Linked DNA regions of Homo sapiens: region 1 is linked to region 2. The links are chromatin contacts, found by Hi-C or POLR2A ChIA-PET in ENCODE. All regions are on one chromosome and are shown on one strand. The core of a region is the stretch at or near the end of the contact, and the rest is flanking DNA. Distances in the headings are between cores, read along the strand shown.

Region 1 (2,700 bases), core at 164-2,663, 110 kb after region 2:
AGAGGAGAGAACAATTAGTTAAATCTCGAGGAGAGGGCGTTTCGGCACAAATCTTCAGAGCACCTTCCCCATTTAAAAGTACATTTCAGGCACAGTTCATGCGGAATCAAGACAAAAAGCCTACTCCACGTTTCTCCTCCAACAAACTTAACCTTCCCGTATCCGCCCCTCTGGGGTAACCCATCAAACTGAGCTCGGCCACCGTGCTCGGTCCATAGTGGGCCGTATCCCCACGGCCTAGCGCCGATAATTGCACACGGGAGTCCGGGAAACGTTCGCGGAGTACACGTTTGAATTAATGACTCCGAAGGGGGGATCGGCCGACCTTCCACCGCATCCCACAAAGAAACTCCGCGCCCGCCGACACCGGCCCGACACGCCGACCTCGCCGCTACCCGTCCGCGTTCACTCACAACTCCCCCGTCCAGGCGCCGGGCCGCGAGCGCTTCCAGGGCAGGGCCTGGCGTTGGGGGCTTGGGTCTCCGGCCCGGCGGGAGGGCCCCAAGGGCGGAGGCCGCGCTCCCCGCTGGTCTGAGTCCCGCGGGCCTGGCTGGGCCACCGCCGAGCGGACGAAGCACAGGCGCCCTTCCGTCCGCAGCGGCCCCGACCACTTCCGGGCCACGGCCTCGACACCTCCCACTCCGCCCGCCCCGGGCCACACTCTTTCTTCTCGGAGCCCGCACCGCGCTGCCAGGCCACCGCCGCACTGCGGGGCTGAGGAGTGGACCGGCTTCACGAGGCGTCCTGCCGGGCCTGCCGGGCAGCCCCCGAAACACGGATGCAGTCGGATTCCGCCCCAACTTACATCTTCCCGCCGCCGCCACCTCCTCCTGCTTTCCTCAGCCGCCGAGGCCGGCGCCGCTCTGACGTCAGAGTCAAGGAGCGGGAAGTCGCCGCCGCCCGGCGCGCAGCGATGACGTAAACGCCTGGCCCAATGGGCGCCAGCGAGGAAGCGTTAAAGAGTCAAGGCAGTTTGTGGGAGTCGCGCTGGGGACGTTCAAGGTGTCTCCTAGCCGGTAAAGTCCCTGGGACTGACCGGGCTGGTTGCACGCTTACTGGAGCGGGCACATGGGTAGCCTGTTGAACCTGGGAGGGCAGCGCGATGACCGAGGCTCGTCCTCCGGCGCGGAGGGTGTTAACGCGCCCGTGCCCCGCCCCTTTCCTTGCGCGGGCGCACTGGGCCCGCCCGGGCAGACTCCGGCCCCTGTCGCCGGCGGTGGAGGCGGGGCTCCGGGCCGGGCTGTGCTGAGGCCGGCGGGGTGGTAGCACAGGAGGGGTTCGCAGGCTCTGCGGCCGTGCGTGGCGGGGCGTGGGGGCCCGCAGGGCGGAAGTAGCTCGGAGAGACGGGCTGGGGCAGGGCGTGCGTTCGTGCGGTCAAAATCCACTGGTGGCGTTTGGGGTGTTCCCGTGGACGCGGCCTCCCGGCAGGCGGACCTCCACCGGGTGGGCGCGGCAGGCGGGCTGTGCGGGCAGGAAGAGCGACGAGCTTGAGAGTGGGAGATGGGGTGCAACGGCGGGCCTCTCCGGGGAGGTGACACTGCCGCTGAGACCCGAATGGAAGGGCGCGCCCGGCGGGGGAACAGCAGGCGCCGAGGTTCGCTGGAAGCAGGGAAGGGAGGCCCGGGTACCGGCTCGCAGGCCCGCGCGAGCTTCGCGGCAGCGGCACGGAGCGTGTGAACGGCGCAGCGCCGAGGCTTCATCCATCGGCCGGTGCAGGGTCCGGGCAGGGAGCACTGTCGACCAGGGTCCGACCCTGGGAGAGTCCAGAGGTGGCGCCTCTGGCAGGGACAGAGGAGGGGGTGACGCTGTAGGGGTGCAGGCAGGAGGCTCCGCGTCAACTCCCCACACTGACGGGGCGGATTTTTTTTTTTTTTTGACAGAGTCTCGCACTGTTGCCCAGGCTGGAGTGCAGCGGCGCGATCTCGGCTCACTGCAACCTCCGCCTCCCGGGTTCAAGCGATTCTCCTGCCTCAGCCTCCCGAGTAGCTGGGATTACAGGCGCACACTACCACACCCGGCTAATTTTTTTTGTATTTTTCTGGTAGAGACAGGGTTTCACTATGTTGGCCAGACTGGTCGAGAACTCCTGACCTCGTGATCCGCTCCTAGGTTCGCCTTGGCCTCCCAAAGTGCTCGCTCCTGGGCGTCCCAAAGTGCTGGGATTACAGGCGTGAGCCACCGCCCCCGGCCGAGGGCGGGTTTTGTTCTCTGCTGTGCCTGTCAGGCAGTCGTTGCCCTGTGGTTATTTGTGGAGGGATTGACGGTGCGCTGAGCTTCAGACTTTGTCTGAACAGCTTCGTGGCAGCAAGGAAGGGAGAAGGGAACAGATCCAAGCCGATCTTTGGGAGGAGAGAACCAGCATGACTTGGAGACTTTAGATGTCAGAGCAAAGGACAGGGTGCAGCTTGGTGACCCGGAGTGGGTGGGTGGGTGAATGGATGGATAGATAGTGGGGATGTGGTCTGCCATCACTGCCCTCTTCCCTGTGTGGGAAGCCAGCTCTTGGTGACTTCCTGCCGAGACCCACTCCCTCTGGCCCTGTCCGAGGGTGTCAAGTGTGCCCTTGACCCTTCACCCTGGGCTAAGGGATGTCCAAGGAGTTGGGGACAAAGGCAGCTAGGAGGAGGAGCTACCTCCCGAGTCTGCTGCAGTAAGTCACCAGTGTGTTCCTGTGGGTGGAGGCTGGCAGGCCCATCAGTC
Region 2 (2,890 bases), core at 247-2,746:
GGATCCATCTTCTCTCGGCTCCTTCCAGACAGGGTTCTGGCTCTATTCCGTTTTTCGAGAAGCCCGAGGCCAGGAGGGCAGGTACACAGCTGTGAAGTGGTAGAAGTGGACTTTGAACCCAGCTCTGTCTGAGCCCAGTGCCTGTGGCCTTGACCACGGTGTCACAGCATCTCCTGGATGGACACCCTGCGGGGTCAGGGAGGGCATGTGGGGAGGGCCGAGAGCTGTTGGCTGCGTGTGTCTCAGTCCGGCCTTCTCAGTGGGTGGGCACCGAGGACTTCACCAGGCCCTCTGTGTGGATCATGCGGGGGGAACCTGTGGAGAGGGACCCACCAACCCCTTAGTCTTTGACAGATCCGCTGCTGTCCCCAGCCTTGCTCCCTGGAGGAGGAGGGTGCAGCCAGGTGGGGCAGGTGAAAGGGGAAAGCGGGCACTGGAGGCTGGGGCTGGTCACGTGTAGACCCGGACACCCTCACCCGGCTGGAGGAAGCCGGCTGCCTGGAAACTCGGGGTGGAGGTGACCCAACCCCAGAAGCACCCAGGTGGGAAGTAGGGGGCAGCGACGCAGAGGGCCAGGACTGAGGGCCGTGGGACGGTGTGGGAAAGGAGGTGGCAGTGCGGTGGCACGCTGGCATGAGGGCGCTGGGTGACTGAGGGGGTCAGTGGTCTCTGCCCTCACATTCCTGTTGCCTCTTCGGGCCCATGTATGGCCAGTGTTTATGTCAGCTCCCTGCTGCTGCAGGGCAGAAGGAAGGAGGGAGCCCGGGAGACCGAGCCACACAGGAAGCAAATGAGAACACAGCGTGGGACTGGGAAGCGTGGGCTCGGCGGGGGGGGGGGGGACACTGCCACCCTTGGCTCTTGGGCAAAGCTCACGACCTGTTTCTGAGAGTCTGAGGCCCACTTGACTTGGGTGAGAGCCAGGAACGCACTCCCCAGCCCAGAGCTGTGAAGCTGGGGTCTCTTCCTGTGCCCCAGGATACTCTCCCCACTCTGGATCCCAGCAGCCTCATCCTCCAGGAAGCCCTCTGGACTTCCCCTCGACTGGGCCAGGTCCCCACACAATAGACAGCCATGAGATACAGGGGAAAAAAGGACTGAGAGATGTTGCCAGCCCCCAAGGGGTCGGAGGGGCAGCAAAAGGCATCCTTACTGTGAAGTTGGGGTAAAGCCTTGGCCGAGCTGTGGGGACCCCCTCCCTGGAGCAGAGGGAGATACGGACGCTGGAGAGGCTTGGCCAGGGCAAGACAGGCCTGGAGGCTGAGTGGATGCAGTAGGAGCAGAGCTGGGGGAGGAGTTCAGAGGCCTCTGCAGAGCTGGGGCTGTGGGTGTTGGGGGCAGGGACAGGCAAGGGGGTTCGCCGTGCTAGGAGGGAAGCGGGGCCAAGCCGGCCTCAGACCAGGGCCTGCTGGGGTTCTGAGGGGATCCTAAGGACCAAGGCTGGCAGAGGCCGGGGCACCCCAGGAGCCTTCGACGTCACACCCTGCCTATTTGGGATGGAAAAAACGTTCTAAGGGACGTCAGGGAACAGCGGCGGAAGTGCGTGTGGCTTTGCTATGGCAACCAGGCCTGTTTCTATAGAATTTAGCGGCCTGGGCTTGGGCCAGGGGGCTGAGGCAGGGGCTGGGCTGGGGCGGGCAGTCTGTGGGTGCCCTGGGCAGGCTCTGTGATGCCAGGGGCCACGCTCGGAGCTCTGGCCGCAGTCCAGCCAGCCGGCCACACACAGCCCTGTGGCAGGCGGGGCGGAGGCTTCTGGAGCCGTCCCAGGCTCCTCCCAGGGCAGTTGCAGGCCTCACAGGCACACCCACCCATGGCTTGCGCCCCACACATGTTCAGGGGACCCCCACACCCCACCTGCTCCGGGTTGCTGGAGGAGCTGCTTTAAGGCCGGGCCTGGCCCGAGCAGGGAGCTGCATCTGGAAGCCCCCATCTCCCCCACTCAGCAGGGCCCCCCAGGCTGCTGCCAAGTGGGCGGGGACCCCTGACCCAGACCCCCTCCAGGTGTGTCTCCAGGGAAAGGGGTGGGTGTCCGCATCCCACATGCCCCCAGGGCGATGCCCCAGCAGAGCCCTCTAAGCCCAGCTTGTGGGAGCTAGGGAGGGGCTCCTGAGGGATTTGCCGAAGAGGGGCTGGGGTGGAGGCAGCGAGGCGCTGAGGAAGACTTCCACTTCCTTATTGCACAGTGGGTGCCCCCAGGGCCCCGGAATCCCTCCTACGTGAATGTGGGGTGGACAAAGACCCTGGGCCTGAATCCCAGATTCAGGCGAGGTCAGGGAGGGGCTGCCCTGCGTTGGCCCCAGCTGGAGGGGACGGTGGGGGGCCAATCCTGCCCTTCCCCTCTGCACGGTGCTGACCCACGCACCTCGCCCCTGAAGGTCAGCACTGGCCTTCCCCAGGGTGGATGCTGCGCTTCCTCAATGACTTTTCTCTTTCAAAGATCGAATACTCCTGGAGCATCCAGCATGGGCAGTGTGGACGGGCAGGTGGTGTGGACGGGCAGGTGGTGTGGACAGGCAGGCGGTGTGGATGGGCGGGCGGTGTGGACGGGCGGGAGGTGTGGACCGGCGGGCGGTGTGGGTGGGCGGGAGGTGCTCGGGCAGGCGGTGTGGATGGGCGGGCGGTGTGGGTGGGCGGGCGGTGCTCGGGCAGGCGTGGTGGGGACATGGAAGGGAGGGGTAGGGGGGCTGATGGGGAAAGCCCTTTCTCAGCCACTAGCTGCCCCCATGGCTTTTCCCGGTTTGGGAAGAGTCTCTCATTCTATGGAACACACCCCCACTTCCCCAGCACTGGGAACTGGAGGGCAGAGAGGCCAGAGAATTGAAGGGGAATTCTCACTCCGGTTGACAACTTCCTGCCCGGCCACCCCCCAGCCTCGATGACTGTGGGGTGG

Evidence for each region. A loop is a pair of places that touch in the nucleus more often than their neighbours do. ChIA-PET counts read pairs that join two places held with the same protein, here RNA polymerase II (POLR2A). Pooled maps may share reads with other maps.
Region 1: a map of naive thymus-derived CD4-positive, alpha-beta T cell shows a loop between it and region 2 (5-fold over the local background). The contact joins the promoter of MIR3677HG here to the enhancer-like site in region 2. A Hi-C loop is called at or near these places in 10 of 168 maps with a recorded cell type or tissue (B cell, CD8-positive, alpha-beta T cell, GM12878 and 5 more), 24 of 37 single-sample maps with no recorded cell type and 23 of 50 pooled maps. POLR2A ChIA-PET finds 5 or more read pairs at or near these places in 22 of 52 experiments (A673, AG04449, CD4-positive, alpha-beta T cell and 18 more).

What each region holds. Positions count from the first base shown.
Region 1 is chr16:2,267,250-2,269,949 of GRCh38, forward strand. It overlaps MIR3677HG (MIR3677 and MIR940 host gene), which reads left to right and starts at 1,414. Exons shown (of 3, transcript NR_132988.1): 1 at 1,414-1,594. RNPS1 (RNA binding protein with serine rich domain 1) reads right to left here and starts at 877. Exons shown (of 8, transcript NM_080594.4): 1 at 806-877. RefSeq lists an enhancer at 685-944 and a silencer at 1,075-1,524.
Region 2 is chr16:2,157,940-2,160,829 of GRCh38, forward strand. All of the region lies in intron 1 of TRAF7 (TNF receptor associated factor 7), which reads left to right. Among named protein-coding and RNA genes, the nearest start is that of TRAF7, 3.6 kb to the left of the region's middle. RefSeq lists enhancers at 1-198, 1,365-1,947, 1,948-2,529. Within about 2 kb of position 1,497, at least 16 of the 41 ENCODE cell types and tissues checked have a DNase peak (open chromatin) inside an H3K27ac peak, as active enhancers do.